Linked DNA regions of Homo sapiens: region 2 is linked to region 1. Evidence: chromatin loops called from intact Hi-C (ENCODE). Cell type or tissue: spleen. All regions are shown on one strand. Region 1 has its middle 160 kb from the start of FASLG. Region 2 overlaps TNFSF4 (TNF superfamily member 4).

Region 1 (2,500 bases):
TTGCGAGTGTTCAAAGTCCCAAAATAGCAGATGAGTGGGGTAATGGGCTATAAAATTTCGGCTCATCTGAGGAGCATGATACTTTCTCATAATAGTAACTATCATTTATTAAGCATTTCCTATATGCTAAGCATACTGATAATTTCTAAAATATTCTGTCACATCTAATTCTTGCAAATAACCCTGTGAGGTCAAACTGAGGCAGAGAGAGATAAGTAATTTGCTCAAGGGACACGCACCTGCCAGTAAATTAAAGACAGCAAGAATTTTGAACACATGTGTCTGAGGCTGAAGCTCTTAGCCACTAATGTTGCTCTGCCTCTCAGATTTGTTCTCAGACCCAATGAGACTAGTGGAAGTGTGGGTCACATGGAGGGGACAGAGGAATGGAGTAACAGGGCCAGGACTATATAGTTCCTTTGTCTGTATTCAATCATGTTGCCTTGCTAAGCTAGCCTAACCTAAATATTATACGAATTAGACAGAAGGTCTTCTAGACAGTAAGCCTCCATGAATAGAAGATAAAAAGCCATTATACAATCACCTCCTAGGGTTTCTACAAATAATAGATTAGATCTTCTTCAAGCTAGACAGGCTTTCCCAAAGCATGTTCCTTAGCACCCCAGACTCAAGAGATGCTACACAATAAAATAAAAGTCGGTGATCCTAGAGGCGTGAGAGGCCTTACGTCTGCAGCACCCACGCAGTGCCTGGCATATAAGAGGACTGAATAATGCATATGTGTTGACTGACTCCCAAGGAAAACTGTGCAACTTTGTCTAACCCAGTGTCCCGCATACACAGCTCAATGCAAAAGCCTTCTGTCCCCTGACCTAGCCTACCATAGGGAAAGTGGCTCTGTGGTACTGAGGCATGCCACTGCACATGGGGAGGAAAGGGATAGTTCATCCAAGATCCACCTCAATCTAGAGAAAACGTTTAGTTTAAACTTAAGCGCAAATCAAAGTTCAGATAGAAAGCTCTCTTATGCATTAAAATGTTGGGGGTAAAATGTGAAGGCCTTGAAATACGAGAAAACAAAACTGAGAAATTTTACCCTGTGCCTTGGTTTCACAGGGTAATAGGCAGAAACTGAAACCAACAGACATTTCTGTTGACAAGTTCATCTTCTCAAGCCCTACAGCCCAGGAAGATTGTCATATTATTTAAAATAAGCAAGAGACTCCTCACCACAAAGCTAAAGGGCAAAGCAAATCTGTCACACTCCTCAAGGGACACACAGCTAGAAGGGCTCACCTAAATGCAGAAATGCTGAAAAGAAAGGGGGAGGGAAAGCAAGATGCCTCCTCCTCCACTTTCTCTGACTGAGGCTCTGAAGTCTGCTCCTTGCTGCATGAGTGACAAGGACTCGGTCGGCTCTAAAACACCAAAAAATGGGGGAAGTGACACTGGGTGACATTCTCCATGAGAGAGATGAGTAATAGTCTCAAAAAGTGCATGGTCTACTACCCCTACAGACTTTAGCATGACACCTCCCCCACCGAAACAGTGAGCCAGCAACAAATAGCAAATGTCACAGAAAACAAATCTCTTACAGTTGGGTCCCTCCCCAGCTGAGGTTTCAGAGGAGGGAGGCCAGCCAAGAATACAGAAGTGGTGAAAAGTCTGGCCATGTAAACCCCTTGGGTGCTTTTATACACAGGCGCTATAACTGAGCATCCCTAAGTGCCAAGGCCTACGTTAAGTTTCTTTTTAAAATACTCTATCTTATTTAAATAAATGTAGAGGGCAGTCACAATCAGCTTAGTTAATGATGCAAACACTGGAAACCAAAGGGGGTCAAAGAAGAGATGTACATTATACACACATATGAACACACACACACACACACACACACACACACACACACACACACACCCCTTCCGCCATTCCTGGTCTATTATTTTATAAATGAAGAACTTCAGAGCAAGTAGTGCATTCAAGCAAGCCTGCCTTGTCTGAGTACCAGTAGAAAAGGGATGTTTATGTGCTGATGACAGATGAATGATTAGGGCTCTTCTAGCTTGATTTTCAGGTCCCGAGATGGTGCCACTTCCTTATTTCCCCTTCTGCTGCTGCTCCGAGTCACTGCAGAGCTCTGGTCACGTGCACACTAAGTGAGGACACCTCAGCCAAACATTGGGCCCTAGGGACAGCAAAGTTGTAGCTACTGACTATTATAAAAGGCTATATTTCTTAATGATTAAGTAGAAGAATAAAAGAGATTAATAAGGGGGAGAAAAAGACTATTACTTCTATCTAATAGTTACTCAGTAAATGGTATTGAAAATTCATAGCACATTGATACAATACTGACTCTGGAGGGAAAATACAAAGCAGGCTTCCAAAGTATCCAAAATAAGGTAATTTTCATTTTCATTTCATATCTAGCAGAATCTGATATTTGCCAGGTCAGGGGTCTTTTCACTCAGGCCTTATTATGATATGGGATTAATAATGCTATCCCTGGGATAATCCTTCCACTTTCACCACCATCAAA
Region 2 (2,500 bases), 380 kb before region 1:
CCATAATCCTCATCCCACTGCTATTCTGTGATGATGTTACCATTCGCCAGTCTCAGTTTGTATCAGAGCACAGGTTGAGGATTATTTAGCCCCCCACAGATGAGGTGAAGAGCTTCACTGCATGCACAACACTAGGGATCATCTTTTTTTAACTTTTATTTTAGGTTCAGGGGTACATGTGCAAGCTTGTTATACAGGTAAACTGTGTGTCATAGGGGTTTGGGGTACAGATTGTTTCATCACTGGGGTAATAAGCATAGTACAGGAATAATCTTTTTGTTTGTTTGTTTTTTGAGATGGAGTCTTGCTCTGTCACCCAGGCTGGAGTGCAGTGGCACGATCTCGGCTCACTGCAAGCTCCGCCTCCTGCGTTCACGCCATTCTAGTACAGGAATAATCTTAGTTGCTCATTTACTATCGGAGGGAGCCACTTGGGGAAAAAGAGGCCTGCTGCTTTTGTTACAGCAGAGGGGTCTATTGTGTTGAAAGTGATCTTCTGTTCAGAAGGTCTTCTTATCACACAATCCTTTGAAATCTATCTCGCTTTTGAATATTGTGATTTGCCTAATCTTTGAAATGGAAATTTTTCATTAGACACTTTATTCCAATAATCTAAATTGAGTTTAGACATTGAAATGAGAATATTAGAAGCTGAGGAAGGGAAAGAACATTTTCTGGTCCGGGAGAAGAACTCAGGTGTGCCTAGTCCCAGTGCAATGTCTTGTTCAGTCTACCAGGTTGCCTTCTCAAGACTATATTCCCTCCTTGTTATATAGCAAATCAGATAAGGGAATGAGTGATTTCAAATAAAGAGACTGACTGCAGTAATTCTGCTACTGTCTTTGTATTCAAGGATGAATGGGCCAATTTCTTTTTTTTTCTTCTCTACATTGAACTTTTATTATGACAATATGCAACTGGTAATGTGCACCGTGACTGAAAAGAGTTCTTATATAATTTGATTTGGTACTGGCATAAGAATAGACAGATCAACGTTTGGAATTTAGAATCCAAAACTAAAGCTGCACATTTATGGTCAATTGACTTTCTTTTCTTTTTTTTTTCTTTAACTTTTATTTTAAGTTCCAGGGTACATGTGCAGGATGTGCAGGTTTGTTACATAGGTAAACGTGTGCCATGGTGGCTTGCTGCACAGATCAAACCATCACCTAGGTGTTAAGCTCAGCATCCATTAGCTATTTTTCCTGATGCCCTCCCTCCCCTTGCCCCTGCAACAGGCGCCAGTGTTGTTCTCCCACATGTCCATGTGTTCTCATTGTTCAGCTCCCACTTATAAGTGAGAACATGCGGTGTTTTTCTGTTCCTGTGTTAGTTTGCTGAGGATAATGGCTTCTAGATCCATCCACGTCCCTGCCAAGGACATGATCTTGTTCCTTTTGATGGCTGCACAGTATTCCATTCCATGGTGTATATGTACCACATTTTCTTTCTCCAGTCTATCACTGATGGGCATTTGGGTTGATTCCATGTCTTTGTTATTGTGAATAGTGCTGCAATGAACATATGTGTGCATGTACCTTTGTAATAGAATGATTTATATTCCTTTGGGTATATACCCAGTAATGGGGTTGCTGGGTCAAATGGTGTTTCTGCTTTTAGATCTTTGGGGAATTGCCACACTGTCTTCCACAGTCCTCTACAATGGTTGAACTAATTTACATTCCCACCAACAGTGTAAAAGTGTTCCTTTTTCTCTCCAACCTCACCAGCATCTGTTGCTTCTTGACTTTTTAATAATGGCCATTCTGACTAGAATAGGCCAATTTCTAAAACCTTGAGCAATGTATAGTGTTGACTAGAGCCAGTGTTAGATATTACATGATCTTGTAGCTGATGAAGGTCCAGGGATGTCCTGAGGGGCTAAGTTCCACCTTAGTTCAACATTTATTTACTAAGTGCCATTATGTTTGAGACATGGTAGGAGGTATGGCAAGGCAGTGGGTACCTTGTAAACCTACCCTTCCAGTAGCTTAGAGACTAAGCTGATCTGAGAATATTACAGTAGAGACTTAACCAATCATTGAGGTGGGGACAGGAGTTCTCAGAAATGTTTTAGTAAATCCCTCTGTCAGTGTACTTTGAGTGCTTCCTCAGTTGTATGTGGGAAGGGAAACCAAGATACAAGAAAATCTTCCCTCTGACGATATGAAGAGTTGGTGCATTAGGTCAATCACATAGATTTCATGTCACATGGATACTTTTGGTTGATTTGATTGTTTACCTAAATATAGGACATTTCTCTTGGGAATCTGTCAGTTGCTAATTGTATTAGGGACAATAAAACCACAGTTCATGCTCTCTCTGAAACAGAGAGGAGAGAGGCTTCTCTGCGGGAAAACTCATAGCCGTTACTTAGTAGACTCGATGAGAAGAGTGGAAGTGGTTAGAGAGAGAGGTGGCTATGAGGATATCACGCAGGATATACAGTGGGGAGGAAGGTGGAGGTTAAGAGAGAGATGACTGGGAAAATATGCTGGCA

Evidence for each region. A loop is a pair of places that touch in the nucleus more often than their neighbours do. Peaks named below come from ENCODE experiments on the same cell type or tissue, not always from the same donor. Only the 100,000 strongest peaks of a DNase experiment are listed, where the experiment ranks them.
Region 2: a loop joins it to region 1, with 5 times the contacts of the local background. A loop is called at or near these places in 99 of 110 quality-filtered maps.

The regions. Positions count from the first base shown.
Region 1 is chr1:172,818,055-172,820,554 of GRCh38, reverse strand. No RefSeq gene overlaps it. Among named protein-coding and RNA genes, the nearest start is that of FASLG, 160 kb to the right of the region's middle. RefSeq lists an enhancer at 1,028-1,477. In spleen, no CTCF peak of the experiment used is centred here; DNase peaks (open chromatin) are centred at 1,478 and 2,084; H3K4me3 peaks cover 1,259 bases; H3K27ac peaks cover 2,500 bases.
Region 2 is chr1:173,196,412-173,198,911 of GRCh38, reverse strand. The region is part of intron 1 of TNFSF4 (TNF superfamily member 4); the gene reads left to right. Among named protein-coding and RNA genes, the nearest start is that of TNFSF4, 9.7 kb to the left of the region's middle. In spleen, no CTCF peak of the experiment used is centred here; no DNase peak of the experiment used is centred here.